Linked DNA regions of Homo sapiens: regions 1, 2, 3 and 5 are each linked to region 4. Evidence: chromatin contacts called from ENCODE Hi-C or POLR2A ChIA-PET data. All regions are on one chromosome and are shown on one strand. Each heading gives the region's core, a stretch centred on a gene start or an enhancer-like site at or near the end of the contact. The rest is flanking DNA. Distances are from core to core; before and after follow the strand shown.

Region 1 (2,700 bases), core at 197-2,696, 300 kb after region 4:
GCCTGGGGACGCTGGTGCCACCAGATTCCAGGATGGCCAGGTGGACCCGGGGCCAGTGCTCCCAGCCTTCCTTCTGTGCTGTTCTGTGGGCCCCCAGCCTGCCCTGCCCACAGAGCACGGCAAGCAGGTGGACCCCAGACCCGTGACAGAGAGCCACCTGGACATGCCAGGCCACAGCACTGGGCCACCTTTCCAGTGTGAAACAGGGCTTTAAAAGCCAGCGCTGAGCTCGGCCACCTCTTGACCTTCTGAACGGCTGTGGTTTCCAAACACGGATGGATAACCGGGCCGGGCGCAGGGGTGGCCTACTCACCTGGGGGCGAACTCCTTCTGGCACATGGGGCAGCTGCGCAGGGCCGCGGCACCCTCCACAGACGGCTGCTGCTCCACCCTGGGGGCCCTGCAGGGATCAGGTGCCGGGCGCTGGGGCAGGGACCTGGCGGGGGATTCCAGGTGCCCTCCTGCCCCGTGAAGCAGCCGGTAGGAACGGCCCGGGCCCCACAGGTCCGGCGGAAAGGGTGTCCAGGAAAAGGTCTTGGGTCCGACAGTGAAGACTTCAGTGGGCTCCGGGCCGCACCTGGGCTCCTGCAACACAGAGTTGTTGGGCCTTGCCCAGCGATGGCTCCCGCCCTGGAAACCCCTTCATCGCTAAGATGGGCCCAGTGGGCACACCTGTCCTGGGAAGGCGGGCAGTGAAGGCACCTCGTGATCCAGGATCAGCTCCGGGCTCACCGTGCGCAGTAGCTCGGCCCAGAGCCGCTCCCGCTCATCACCCCCCAGGAGAAACCAGGGGCGGCCGCCAGAAGGCCTGGGGCAGACAGAGAGGGCAGACAGGGGGTACTCAGTAGCGGAAACGCTATGGTGGGGAGACCCGGGAGGGCCTGGGGCAGAGAGAGCGGGGAGATGGGGGGTACTAGAGGGAAATTCGATGGTGCGGGAGGTGGCCGGCAGGGTTGGGGGAAGGGCTGCTGGGGCAGACAGTGCGGAGATGAGGGGTACTGGGGGTGGGGGAGCGGGGTGGGTGGGTGGAAATATGGGGTCCTCAGCGGGATGAGGCGATGGTTGGGGAGATTGCGGAGGGCCTGGGGAAGGTAGAGGGTTAGATGGGGGGTGCTCAGGGGAGACGCGATGATGGGAGAGGCGCGGGAGGGCCTGGGGCGGCGCGGGGGAAGCTCGGCGTGGGGTGGGGGCTCAAGGCGGGCGCTGAATGGCGGCGCGGGGTGGGGCGACGGGCGTGGGGGCCGGGCCCGGGGGCAGGGAGCCCTCCCCAGGGGGAGAATAGAGCGGGAGGCCCGCGGGGGCGCCGGGAAGCACGTGGGAGCGGGAAAACCGGCCGCGCCCCCGCCCGGCTCCCGGCCTCACCCGCCCGCCGGGCGCGGCCTCCGGCGGCTCAACCCCAGCCGCGGCCTCCGCGCCGCCTCCATCCAAGCCCGCGCCGGGCGGAAGTGAGCGCAAGCCCCGCCCCCGCCCCTCCAGGCCCCGCCCCCGCCCCGGCCCCGCCTCCAGACCTCTGCAGCGAGGCCGCCCCCCTCCGAGACAGTCGGAACCCCAGGGGCCCTGATCCCAGCCTGTAGGGAAACTGAGGCCAGGGTTCCTTCGTCCTGCACCGCACAGGGGGGCCTGGCGTGAGGGTGGGGGGCCCAGGTGGGGGAGCCCCGCCCGTGTCCCCTTTCCCGTCCGGGCAGCCCCCGGGCCGGAGCCCCCTCCGTTACCCCGATGGCTGCCCGGCCCGCCCCGGCACTGCCTCCTCCCGGCTGCACCCAACAGCTCCCGCCCCCGTTTCCGGCTCTGCGGAGCCGCCTCTCCTCCCAGGACCATTCCAGGAGTAAATAAAGCTTGAAATCCGCCGTCGCCACCACCGTTTCTTTACAAAAGGCGGGGAACTCAAGCTCCTTAACCAAGAAACCAGAGGCGAAGTGACAAAGTCCAGGTGGCTCACTTGGGCCTCAGGGGCCTGGGCCAGGGCCCTGGGGGCAGCTGAGGGGCTTTCCTGCCTGGACCCCGGGCTCTGCGACCTCAAAGTCGGCCACGTGGTGGCAGCAGCCGCCCAGGCACCCTGGTGCCACACTTGGCTGTGCCCAGTGCCCCATGGGCCCAGGCCACTTGCCTCTCCCTTGGCCCTGCTGGGCCCTGGAGTGGCTGCCACCCTCACGGAAGGAGTGGGGTCTACAGAGATCAGGGTCAGGGGCCCTCGCCAGACGCCACTCAGGGCTCTGGGACTCCTTGGCAGTTTCTGCCCTGCCCAGCCCCAGCAGCTTTGGGGCTATGCTGGGCACCCCTCCTGCAGGGCTCCCTGGCTGTTCCTACCCCTCACCTGGCCCCTCCCAGCCCCCAGTCGTCTGTGCCCTCCCTCCAGAACTCAGCTGTGGAGCCCGGCCCTGAACCCAGGCCACCCGAGTGGCCCACCGTCCTTCAAGGGGCCCCAGCCTGGAGGCCATAGGTTGGTGTTCAGGGAAAGGGTCAGCAGCAGGGCCTGGACTGGGAGGTCCCCCTCTCCCTGCATGAGTGGTTTTCTTCCGCACACCTTCCTGCTCTAGATGCTGGAGGCCCCCAGCAGAACAAGATGGAGGCACCAACCCCCAGGCCCTTCGACTTGAGTGAGCAGATGGAGATGCAGCGCTGAGTGCTGCCCGGGCAGGGGGAGGGGGCCTGGGGGAGCTGCTGCAGGCCGTGTGGTCTCAGGGGGCCCTGTGGGAGGTA
Region 2 (2,700 bases), core at 144-2,643, 260 kb before region 4:
TCCAGGCGCGGGCACGGCCGCCTCCCGCCCCCCAGGCCCGGGTCCGACGGGGCGGGGACTCCTGTGTCTGCCCCCGGGCCCCCCTCGCTCTTCCGTCCTGGGGGCGGCCGCGGGGACTCGCGCTCTGATCCAAGGGGCCCGACACTCCCCAGGGCTGTGGGGTCCCGTCCCAGCAGGGAGTTAGTTGGGGGGCGTCCCAGGCAGGGTCTGGGGGCCGGGCGCACGCAGGCGGGGTGACGAGCTGGGGGGGCGGGGGGCGGTGTCGGAGCAAATACGGCGGCCAGGCCCAGCCTCTCGCGCTTTCCAAGAACCGCCCGCGGCCGCCGCCAGCTGCTTGGCGCTGACCCCGTTGGCCGGGCTGCCGTCACCCTGGGCCCGACGCCGGCGCGGAAAACGGGGAGGGACGAGACAGACACAGGCCGGTCTGGCTCGGAATCTCCTGCTCCTCTGCCCAATCCCCCACCCCCGCCCCGCGGGACGCCGGTGCCCGGTCTCGGTCCCAGCCCAGAGCCGCTCGCGCCTGGACGCCGGCCGCCCCGTCGAACCTTTGGGTCTCCGAGCTCCCCGCCCCCGCCCCCAATCAGGACCGGTCCAGACCTCCAGGCCCGGCGCTTAGCTCCGTTTCCCGTCCCTCCCGTCTCCCTCTCCCCTTTGCTGGGGCCTAGCCGGGGATTTAGGAGCCACACACCCTCCACCTCACGCGCTACCCTCCACGGGGCTTCCCGCAGCCAGGGCCCGCCCCTTCCCGGCTCCCCGGGAGACCCTGGCAAGTTCCCTCCCTCCGCCCCGCAACCTGGCACCCTCCGCGGCCCTTGCCTACCCACGCACCCCCTCCCCGCCTCCCCCTCCACCGCCCCATACTCACTGCCACGTCCCCATCCGGCCATCCCCTCCCAGCTCTCGGGGACACTGTCAGGCGAGCGACGCGTCTCCTGCGGCCCAGCTCAGCTGCCTGGGCCAGGATGGAGACTCCGCTCATGTGGGGCTCAGGGGTTTTTTGAGGATTCCATTTGGGAAAAAAGCCACCAGATCACTCACTGCCCAGCAGTGGGGGCTTGGGGACCCCCACTGCTACCCTTTCCTAAGCGGGAGCCCTGGCGCTGCCCTTCCCGGGCTGCCTGGGGCCCTCTTCGCTCCCCCCTCCGAGGACCCCGCCCAGCAGGCCATGCCCAGGCCTCTGCCCCTGGCCCACGGGACGCGGGTCCCCATGCCCCCGGCTGGAGACAGCAGGCAGCTCGGCCAACGGACGGGCCAGCTGGTTCCCTTCAGGGGCAGCCTTGCCCCCTCTCCCGCCCCGTCTCCCTCCCCCCCACCACACCGGGCTGTAACCCGAGCCGCCGAGCCACTGCCTCCCCTCCGGATCCTCCCCGGAGGCTCTGCGGCCCGGGCCCCCGCGCCTTGCTGCCCCATGCAGCCCTGAGCCCCACAGCAAGTCTGCCATGGGCCGCGGGGCCCGTGTCCCCTCGGAGGCCCCGGGGGCAGGCGTCGAGCGCCGCTGGCTTGGAGCCGCGCTGGTCGCCCTGTGCCTCCTCCCCGCGCTGGTGCTGCTGGCCCGGCTGGGGGCCCCGGCGGTGCCGGCCTGGAGCGCAGCGCAGGTGAGCGGCGGGGGGGAGGCCAGGTGCCGGGTTGGGGGGGTCCTCACGTCTGTGGGTCTGGTCTATCGGGGGGCCCGCAGGACGTGTGCGGGGTGTGCGGGGTGTTTGAGGGTCCGGATGTGCGTCCCGAGGTCGGAGGGTTGGACGCCCCTGTGTCCAGTTGTTGGGAGGGGTGGGAGGCCTCGCCCTGCTGTTCAGCCCCTTCCCCTCCACTGGGCCGCGTTCCCAGGGACGTGCAACAGGGCGCTCAGGTTAGGAGACCCGAAACCACAGGCAGACAGGACCCGCCACGCCCGCTCCCAGCCCTGGGCACCCCCACCCCCGTTTCCTTCCAGTCCATTTTCCGCGGCAGTTTTTGGTCCTGGGGACCGTCACCGATGCCTCCCACGCACGCTTTCTTCCCTGAAGGGAGACGTCGCTGCGCTGGGCCTCTCGGCGGTCCCCCCCACCCGGGTCCCGGGCCCACTGGCCCCCCGCAGACGCCGCTACACGCTGACTCCAGCCAGGCTGCGCTGGGACCACTTCAACCTCACCTACAGGTGCGCCCTGGCTGGGCCCCGGGGGAGGGGGCGCGGCCGGCGCCCGCTGAGCTCACTCTCCCTGCAGGATCCTCTCCTTCCCGCGGAACCTGCTGAGCCCGCGGGAGACGCGGCGGGCCCTAGCTGCCGCCTTCCGCATGTGGAGCGACGTGTCCCCCTTCAGCTTCCGCGAGGTGGCCCCCGAGCAGCCCAGCGACCTCCGGATAGGTGGGCGCCCGCCCCCGCCCCGGCCCGGCCCTGCGCGCCCGGCCTCTCAGCCCCGTGCTCCCCCCAGGCTTCTACCCGATCAACCACACGGACTGCCTGGTCTCCGCGCTGCACCACTGCTTCGACGGCCCCACGGGGGAGCTGGCCCACGCCTTCTTCCCCCCGCACGGCGGCATCCACTTCGACGACAGCGAGTACTGGGTCCTGGGCCCCACGCGCTACAGCTGGAAGAAAGGTGACCGTCCAGGCTGGCCTCCTGGAGGCCTCTCCTCTGCAGCACAGTGGGCTGCCGCGGTCGGGCTTTGGGGCAGACGGCAGGAGGGACCTTCCGGGGTGGTGGCTGCCACTGGAGTCTAGCA
Region 3 (2,700 bases), core at 123-2,622, 400 kb after region 4:
TTGTGAGGCCCCTCCTCTAAGATCAAATGTGGCACTGCAGAGCTACACCAACCCCGAGCCCCGCGCAGGGCAGGGCAGGAGAACCAAGATCGTGGGGGTGGGGGGGTGCAGGGCAGGGCAGGAGAACCAAGATCGGGGTGGGGGTGCAGGGCAGGGCAGGAGAACCAAGATCGTGGGGGTGGGGGGGTGCAGGGCAGGGCAGGAGAACCAAGATCGTGGGGGTGGGGGTGCAGCACAGGTCGTGCTCCCGGGGCTGGCTGTAGCGGCTCTCCCCTCCCCCGAGCCCACCGTGTGCTTCTTGTCCAGCCTTTTGAGATGACCACAGCTCTCAGTTTGGCCCCACAGCAGCATCTGGGTTGACGTCCCTGATGAGGTTTGGAAACAGCAGAGAAGGGGTTGTCCTCTTCCACCAAGAGCCTGGCTGGCCTGGCCTCCCTCTGGGCAGCACCTGGCTGGGCTGACTGGGCAGAGGGAAGGGGTGGCCTGGCCAGGGTGAGCATGGGGTGCTTGCCACTCCACAGAGGGGGTGCAGGAGGCGCCTCCAGGCCACGTTGCTCCAGGACATGCCACCTCCACAGCCCCCTCCTTGGAGTCTTTCCTCAAGGTCTTAGGATGGCTGTTTGTGCCCTAGCACAGAGACCCTTGCCCTCTTGTGTGGCGCCGGGGGTCCCTGTTGGTCAGGGATGTTCCTAGAGTGGGGAGGGAGTCGGTAAGGCAAGGGTGATGTTGGTTGTAAGGGGTGGAGTCCTTGGTCTTAAGAGATCAGGCAGGGCAGCCCTGGGCTGCCCCCGGCAGAGCCTTTGCCCCAGGCAAGTCCCGGGGCTCCTGGGAAGAGGCTACTTCTCAGCCTCTTGAGAGGGCCTCCAGGGCACAGGCAGGGAGCAGCTGTGAGGGTGTGGCTGTGATGGGGACTCTTGACTGCAGTGTGGATGTGAGCTGATTGGGGGTAGGCCAGCCTTCTGTGCGGGACACTTGGGAACTGAGGGGACACAGCCGCCACCCTGCACTGCTCAGCCTGAGCACCTCTCTGGCTGTTTGGTGCTGCACGTGTTTCTGGGCATCTGAGATGAGGCCCCAGGGCCTTTGCTTCCAGACACCAGGGGAGAGAGACCAGCCCCAGAACAACAGTTGGCGGGTGGGCTGGGGTCGTCAGAGCTTCTGACCTCATCAGGGGCTCCCCCAGAGTTTTCTGTGCGCTGCCGTGTGTCTGGGCCAGCGCTGGGGGCAAGCGATGCCTTCTGTGGTTTGAGGTCTTGTAGGCAGGAGGAGGAGGAGGAAGAGGGCACCTGCTGAGATACTTCACTGGTCTGAGGGCCCCTTCTGCCCCAGCTAGCGCTTGGGTGAGGGTTGGGCTTGCGGAGCCGTCCTGTAAAGCCGGGGATGGCAGGACGCATTGTCACCCCCTCCTGCCGCTCTTACGAAACACTCTTAATTGAGTCCGATTCTTGGTGAATCAGCCTTCCAAGAACCGCGACCGCAGCATCCTGTGCCGCTTCTGTGTTCCGCATTTTTCTCTTTCTGCAGCGTTTCCTCTCATTCTGGATGGAAAGGCCTGTTTGTCTCCCTCAATCTTTGGCGAGGGTGGCAGGCAGCCAGGCGGCCATTACGGGCCGCGCCTCCCACCAGCCAGTCGCTGGCAGGAGCGTCCGGGGAGGGAGCAGACCCCGTTCACCCTCACCCCAGAACTGAAGCAGCGAGGGGACCCAGACGAGCTGCGAATGCAGGCGCTGGGGATGCTCATGCCAGCTTGCTGTTCTTGGGAGTCTGTTTATTCTTTTAAGCTATTTCAGCATTTACCTTCAGTAGCATCGGAGGAAAAGAACGATACATTCGCCCCAGTGTGTCCCCTGGGGGACCTCTGGCTAATTTTCGGATTCCGAAAGTGAGGTTTTGCAGGGCTGTGTGGCCACTCCTTTGTGGTCGGCCCCAGTGTCATCAGGCTGGTTTCAAATCTGGGGTCTGTGGTTCGAGGCTGAGTGCAGGGCTCAGGCTGGATGGGGAGGGTGAGAAGAGTGGGGCCAGACTTCCCGGGGTCAGCACACACATCTAGGGTCGTCATGGAGCCCATGGCAGCACTGCCTGGCCATTGGCCCCTGGTGGACGCCTCAGACCGAGGTCCCAGGAGAACCCCAGCAAGGTTGGGGCTGCAGAGGGAGCCCTCCCCGGGACAGCAGCTGGACCAGAACAGAAGCTGGGCCCTCCCCCACCCCCTCAGTCTCTGCAGCCCCCACCCTCCTTCCAGCACCTTCCCCCCTGGATGGATGGGTCTTTGTGTTTTGATGCCCCTTGGCTCTGGCATTGTGGGGGGGCCCCCTGGGGCATGAGGAAGAGGGCCAGTGCCAAGGCCCCGAGGGAGCGCTACTAATTGCTACTCAGTTTCCTTAGAAAGATTTGGCTTTTTGTCATCAACAGCGCTAAAGTAACAGCAAAGATGACCTACTTAAGCGAAAGAAAAATCCGAGTGAACCTTTAAAGCTGGTATTCTCACTTCATTTTGGGGCTTGGGGTTGTCTTGCAGATTCAATCTGTTTCCTCTGTGCCACAATAATCAGAAAATAGGTTAATTTAAGCCCAATATGAAAAGTGAATTATCATGTGTGAAATATTAATGGCACTTACAAAAATAGCTTTATAATTTCTTGAACCGTGAAATCTTCAGAGAAGGCCCATAGCTCACGTGAGCCGATTCTTGAGTGAGGG
Region 4 (2,700 bases), core at 173-2,672:
AATGTTAAAATATCATTTGAATCAACTATCGATTCACAAGAAAAAATATAGCAGGTTCTTAAAAGTCAAAAGCCTCAGCCGACAGCCCTGTGGAATTTTCAACAGATCTCCCCACTCCCCACCCCCACCCCGCTTCCAGCCGAAAAGCCGATCCAGGCAAGAGGAAGACACCCAGCCTTTGTGCTATTTCCTGTCCTCTCCCCCACCTTCGGGCCTTCGGAATATCGCAAACCGGGCCCCGAAACTCGGCGCGGCGGCGGCCGCCCCACAAAGGCAGCGGTGGGAGCGCCATCTTGGCGCGGCCACCGGGCCCATTCATTCGCGGGGCCGGGCCGGGGTCCGCGCAACCCTCGAGTCGACACGCGCGGGGCGCCAGCGCCGGACAGACCCGGGCCTCGGCAGGAGAAGGGCGAGGCCACAGCGCGACTGCCTCAGCGGCTCGACACAGCGAAAAGGGCCGAAACCGTTATTTTCCCATTTCCCGACGCCGCGCCCGGCTTCCGCTTTAAATCCCTACTCCGACCGCGGCGCGCGGCCCGGCTTCCCCATTTCATTGTTCCCCTTCCCCACGCTCGCGCCCCGCGGCCGCCCGGCCCTCAAAGTCACCCCGATAGGCGGCCCGCGCGGGGGCTCCGGCCGCCGACACCGCCCCGCCTGCAGGCCCGCCCGGCCTTTGTTCTCGCGCCGCGGGCCCGAGAGCCACGTCCGGCTCCCCACGCAGGGCCCGGCCCCGCCCGACCCGCGCCCCCGGGGCCCCGGCCGCCGCCACGGGAAGCGCCCGCGGCGCACACAACCCCGCACCCCGGTGCCGAAACTCGGCCCCCAGCCTTGGGCCTGGGACCCCGGCTCCTCTCCCTAGACCCCGCCCTCGACCCCGACCCTGCACCCCGAACCTCGGACCCCAGCCCCCGGCCCCCCCTTCGGACGCCGCCCGCCGCACCCGGGCGGGGCAGGAAGACGCGGCCCCGACCGGCGGGTGGGGTGGGGGCGGGGCGGGCGCCCCCAGGGCGGGCGGGTGGACGAACAGGACCCGGGTCCGGGGCTGGGGGCTGCCGCGCTCACCTCAGCGCCCTCGTCGCGGCCTGACGCGCCCACACCGCCGCCTCGGCCGCCGCTCGGCAGGTCGTCGCGCTCGGGCCGCGCTGCGCGCTCCGCGGGCGCTGCGGGCAGGTGCGCGCCGGCGAGGCTCGGTCCAGTCCCGCCGCGGCGGCTGCTCCACTCCCGGCCCCGCTCCCCACTCGCCGCCCGCTCCCGCTCCCGCCGCCGCCGCCGCCGCCTCCGTCCGCCCCTCAGACGCCTCCAGCCATCGGGATGGGCGCGGCGGGCCCCTGCCCGCAGCCTCGGAAAACCCCACGCGCTCGCGTCACCACGCACGCCGCGCGTCGCGCGCGCTCGCCAGGCCCGACGGGCACGCGCACGCCTGTGCGCGTCCAAACCGCATCGGGCCCCGAGCGCGTGTCCGAGCGGCTTAAAGGGGCCGTGCTGCTGCCTTCGGGTACCGCTGCCCCGGGAGACCCCCGGCGGCCCGGCCCTGCGGGGACCGGGCGGGATGGGGACCGGGGCAGTGGACCCTCGGAGTTGGGATGGGGCGGGGGGAACGCGGGCGTGGAGCCCTCCGGGGACAGGGTAAGGTTGGGTAACCGTGGGCGGGGGCTCCTCCAGGGGCGGGGGTGGGGTAACGGCGGGCGGGGGGCACTCAAGCGACAGGGCAGGGGCGGGAAGGCCGCGGGCGGGGGCGGTCCCTCCGGGGACGGGGCGGGTGGGGGCACCGCGGGCGAGATCGCTTCCTGCAGAGGAGGCAACAGGCCCCGCTAGCAGGTCAGGGTCCCGGGCAGGCGCAGGTGCCCCCCGGCCTCTCAAGCAGGGACTGCGGCGAGCTCAGACGCGGCTGACGGGCAGAGACTCGCGCTTGGGCTCAGTGCGTGTGAAGTGGGCCTCGGGCTGCGGAGGAGGGCAGCACCCCGTGGCTCCTCGCGCTGCTGCGAGCAGGGCCGCCTGGCAGGGGCGGGGGCCGGTGGGCGGGAGTGTCGGGGTAAGGCCGCGGACTCCTCCCATGCCGCTGAGCAGTGGACAGCGGGGACTGGAGACCTCCAGGTGAGGAAGGGGAACGAAGTCAAGAAGGCCACATGTCCTGGCTTCCAGGCTTGGTGTCCTCAGAAGCCTCCAGAACGTCCATGGAACCCGCCCCTGCGCCCACCGCCTCCTGCTGTCTTTCCAGCTGAGTTCCGGCTGCCCCTCACCCTCGGCTTCTTCACTCTGCCTCTCCCCAGCCAGCGCCCTGCTCCCCGGTCCTCAACCACCACCTTCCACCTGCCTGGGCCTTCATCGCCTCCGAGCTCCCCTTCCACACCAAACCTGGCGTCCGTTTTCCTCCAGGCCTGCACCAGCACAGCTGAAGGGGAGAGAGACCCAACCTCATCCACTGGGCCTCCCCTCAACCAGGGCCACAACCTCAAGGGGCCATGCCACCTCCAACACCTATTTCCCACCTTCTACTCTCTCCACACCCTGGGACACCACCCGCCTCTCTCAGCTGACGTTTTCCTTCTTGTTTTGTGTGCATGGTGCTTGTGTGAGAAAGTGGACACACAGTAAGTGCGGCTTCCAGATGCGTCCGCCACCTGCCCTCCGTGCCACGCGCTTCCCCCTACCTAGGGGAGCCTCCACCAGACAGGGAACCCACGCCTTGCCACCCTTCTC
Region 5 (2,700 bases), core at 157-2,656, 340 kb after region 4:
AGGCCTCGCTGGAAGCTGCCTCCCCTGGAGACCACCCGGCCGACTGTCCAACTTCGGGGCCCCGGGCTTCCCGCTCCCCGCCCTGCCAAGGCTTGAGTCTCTCCCACTGCGTGGCCAGGCGTGGAGGGCCGGCCGATCCGACCCCGAAAGACGTCTCAGCGCTCCACGGCCCCGGGGCGGAGGTCAGGGGTCTCGCCGGCCCGAACGCCGGGCCCCGCGGGGCCGAAGTCCTGATAAGCCACCTGGCAGGAGTGGCTGGCAGACCGGCTGCGTCTGGGGCACCGGGCGCCGCCCCTCCCAGGCCCGAAGCCCCCGGCCCGCGCAGCAGGGACACTCCGCCAGGGGCCGGCGGGCGGGGCGGGGCCGGCGCGGCCGGGAGCCGCGGACACTCGGCCACCGAGCCACCGGCCACGGCGCAGCGGGGGCCGCCGGGCTGCGCCGCCAGGGTCACGCGACGCGGTGCCCGTCTCGGCGCAGGGTCCCTGGGCGTGGCCGCTGTCCCCCTCGTGTGTGGGACCCCAGGTCACCGTGTGGCGTCCCGGTAGTGTGTGGGACCCCAGAGGCGTCCGGGGCCTCCCCGCTGTGTGGTGTCCCACCCTGGGAGAACCCCGGGTGCGTGGCGTGGCCCCCCGGCCGCCCCCAGCTGGTTTGCGGTCGTGGCGGGGGCCTGTGGGTTTCTGGGCCCCGACGGCGGCGAGACGGGCGCCTTCCCAGCGGCGCAGGAAGCGGCCTCGGCCGGAAGGGGGGCCCCGGGCGCCACCGCCGCCTCCGCCTCCGCCCGCGCCCAGCGGCCCTCGGCGGGCGGGGCCGAGCGGGGCCGAGCGGAGTCGAGCATGGCCGAGCGTAGCCGAGTCCCGGCCGAGCGGAGCCGAGTCATGGCAGGGCGGGTCCGAGCGTGGCCGAGTCCCGGGCGAGCGGAGCCGAGCGCGGCCGAGTCCGGGCGGGGAGCGCGCGTTCCTGGAAGAGCCCGGCTGGGGAGCGGGTCACATTCTTGGCCAGCGCTAGGGCTGAGGCGGACGCACGGCAACAAACAGCGCGGGGGGCGGGGCCGGCGCGGGGCGGAGCGGGCGGCGCGGGGCGGGGCGGCGCGGCGGCGGCGTGAGCTCAGCGCCGGGCGCTCAGTCCGAGCCGGAGCGAGCCGCCGGGAGGATGTGCGCCGAGCGCCCCGAGCCCCGCGCCGCCGCCGCGCTCTGAGGGCCGCGGGCGAGAGGCGCCTCCGCCGCCCCGGAAGCCGGGCGGGCGGGCCGCGGAGCCGGCGGGCGGGCGGGCCGGGGGCCGGCGGCGGGCGCGACGCGGCCGGCCAGCGCCGCCGGGACGAGCCGGGCGGGCGCCTCGCGGTGGGAGGAGCGGGGCGGCGGCGGCGCGCCGCGCGAGGACGGCCCGGCGGGCCCCGCGCCCGCGCCCCCGCTCCTCCCGGGCCCCTCGGCCTCGGCCGCCGCGGCGATTCGCGCCTCGCGGCGCCGGCACCTGCCCGCGCGCCCCCCGCGAGCCCCGGGCCCGCGAGCGTTGGCGTTGGCGTTGGCGGCGCGCGCCGGGGCATGCCCCGCGCCTAGAGCCCGGGGGGCGCGCGGGGGACGCGCGGGGGGCCCGGGCGGCGGCGGGCGCGGCGCGGGGCGCGTGGATGTGGCGCCGGGCCCGGGCGGCGGCGGGCTCCAGCGGCGGGACCCCTTCGCCCCGCCCGCCTTCCCCTTCGCGCCCCCGGGCGAGGCCGCGGCCGTGATCGGCCGTGAGCCGGCGGCGGGGGGCGGCCGGGGTCGGGGCCGCGGGCGCCGCCGGGGCGCGCGGGGCGGCGGCGGGGGCCGGGGGGGCCCGGGCGCGCGGGAGCGGGAGCGGCCGGGGGAGCCGGAGCGCACCATGGAGGCGGCGGCAGGCGGCCGCGGCTGTTTCCAGCCGCACCCGGGGCTGCAGAAGACGCTGGAGCAGTTCCACCTGAGCTCCATGAGCTCGCTGGGCGGCCCGGCCGCTTTCTCGGCGCGCTGGGCGCAGGAGGCCTACAAGAAGGAGAGCGCCAAGGAGGCGGGCGCGGCCGCGGTGCCGGCGCCGGTGCCCGCAGCCACCGAGCCGCCGCCCGTGCTGCACCTGCCCGCCATCCAGCCGCCGCCGCCCGTGCTGCCCGGGCCCTTCTTCATGCCGTCCGACCGCTCCACCGAGCGCTGCGAGACCGTACTGGAAGGCGAGACCATCTCGTGCTTCGTGGTGGGAGGCGAGAAGCGCCTGTGTCTGCCGCAGATTCTCAACTCGGTGCTGCGCGACTTCTCGCTGCAGCAGATCAACGCGGTGTGCGACGAGCTCCACATCTACTGCTCGCGCTGCACGGCCGACCAGCTGGAGATCCTCAAAGTCATGGGCATCCTGCCCTTCTCGGCGCCCTCGTGCGGGCTCATCACCAAGACGGACGCCGAGCGCCTGTGCAACGCGCTGCTCTACGGCGGCGCCTACCCGCCGCCCTGCAAGAAGGAGCTGGCCGCCAGCCTGGCGCTGGGCCTGGAGCTCAGCGAGCGCAGCGTCCGCGTGTACCACGAGTGCTTCGGCAAGTGTAAGGGGCTGCTGGTGCCCGAGCTCTACAGCAGCCCGAGCGCCGCCTGCATCCAGTGCCTGGACTGCCGCCTCATGTACCCGCCGCACAAGTTCGTGGTGCACTCGCACAAGGCCCTGGAGAACCGGACCTGCCACTGGGGCTTCGACTCGGCCAACTGGCGG

The links. Hi-C counts contacts between places; a loop is a spot of excess contacts on that map. ChIA-PET counts read pairs that join two places held with the same protein, here RNA polymerase II (POLR2A). Pooled maps may share reads with other maps.
Region 1: a pooled map shows a loop between it and region 4 (3-fold over the local background). The contact joins the promoter of FAAP20 here to the promoter of GNB1-DT in region 4. A Hi-C loop is called at or near these places in 1 of 168 maps with a recorded cell type or tissue (B cell), 9 of 37 single-sample maps with no recorded cell type and 12 of 50 pooled maps. POLR2A ChIA-PET finds 5 or more read pairs at or near these places in 6 of 52 experiments (BJ, CD4-positive, alpha-beta T cell, HEK293 and 3 more).
Region 2: a loop to region 4 is called in a pooled map, with 6 times the contacts of the local background. The contact joins the promoter of MMP23B here to the promoter of GNB1-DT in region 4. A Hi-C loop is called at or near these places in 1 of 168 maps with a recorded cell type or tissue (CD8-positive, alpha-beta T cell), 5 of 37 single-sample maps with no recorded cell type and 7 of 50 pooled maps. POLR2A ChIA-PET finds 5 or more read pairs at or near these places in 6 of 52 experiments (B cell, H1, HEK293T and 3 more).
Region 3: a pooled map shows a loop between it and region 4 (3-fold over the local background). The contact joins the enhancer-like site here to the promoter of GNB1-DT in region 4. A Hi-C loop is called at or near these places in 1 of 37 single-sample maps with no recorded cell type and 8 of 50 pooled maps. POLR2A ChIA-PET finds 5 or more read pairs at or near these places in 2 of 52 experiments (GM12878 and activated T-cell).
Region 5: a loop to region 4 is called in a pooled map, with 14 times the contacts of the local background. The contact joins the promoter of SKI here to the promoter of GNB1-DT in region 4. A Hi-C loop is called at or near these places in 7 of 50 pooled maps. POLR2A ChIA-PET finds 5 or more read pairs at or near these places in 4 of 52 experiments (CD4-positive, alpha-beta T cell, GM10248, MCF 10A and 1 more).

What each region holds. Positions count from the first base shown.
Region 1 is chr1:2,193,326-2,196,025 of GRCh38, forward strand. FAAP20 (FA core complex associated protein 20) reads right to left here and starts at 1,447. Exons shown (of 4, transcript NM_182533.4): 1 at 1,363-1,447; 2 at 673-808; 3 at 314-585. The coding sequence starts at 1,424. RefSeq lists silencers at 1,202-1,291, 1,302-1,781 and an enhancer at 2,415-2,700.
Region 2 is chr1:1,630,780-1,633,479 of GRCh38, forward strand. MMP23B (matrix metallopeptidase 23B) reads left to right here and starts at 1,394. Exons shown (of 8, transcript NM_006983.2): 1 at 1,394-1,595; 2 at 2,004-2,134; 3 at 2,202-2,341; 4 at 2,409-2,576. The coding sequence starts at 1,440. LOC124903821 (a long non-coding RNA gene) reads right to left here and starts at 1,007. Exons shown (of 3, transcript XR_007065352.1): 1 at 866-1,007. RefSeq lists an enhancer at 2,101-2,700.
Region 3 is chr1:2,289,404-2,292,103 of GRCh38, forward strand. The region is part of intron 1 of SKI (SKI proto-oncogene); the gene reads left to right. Among named protein-coding and RNA genes, the nearest start is that of SKI, 62 kb to the left of the region's middle. RefSeq lists an enhancer at 2,060-2,109. Within about 2 kb of position 1,373, at least 32 of the 41 ENCODE cell types and tissues checked have a DNase peak (open chromatin) inside an H3K27ac peak, as active enhancers do.
Region 4 is chr1:1,889,758-1,892,457 of GRCh38, forward strand. GNB1-DT (GNB1 divergent transcript) reads left to right here and starts at 1,423. Exons shown (of 2, transcript NR_168264.1): 1 at 1,423-1,626; 2 at 2,143-2,700. It overlaps GNB1 (G protein subunit beta 1), which reads right to left and starts at 1,330. Exons shown (of 12, transcript NM_002074.5): 1 at 1,063-1,330. RefSeq lists silencers at 645-834, 1,395-1,584, 1,705-1,804, 1,865-2,114.
Region 5 is chr1:2,226,913-2,229,612 of GRCh38, forward strand. It overlaps SKI (SKI proto-oncogene), which reads left to right and starts at 1,407. Exons shown (of 7, transcript NM_003036.4): 1 at 1,407-2,700. The coding sequence starts at 1,855. RefSeq lists an enhancer at 1-148 and a silencer at 468-1,237.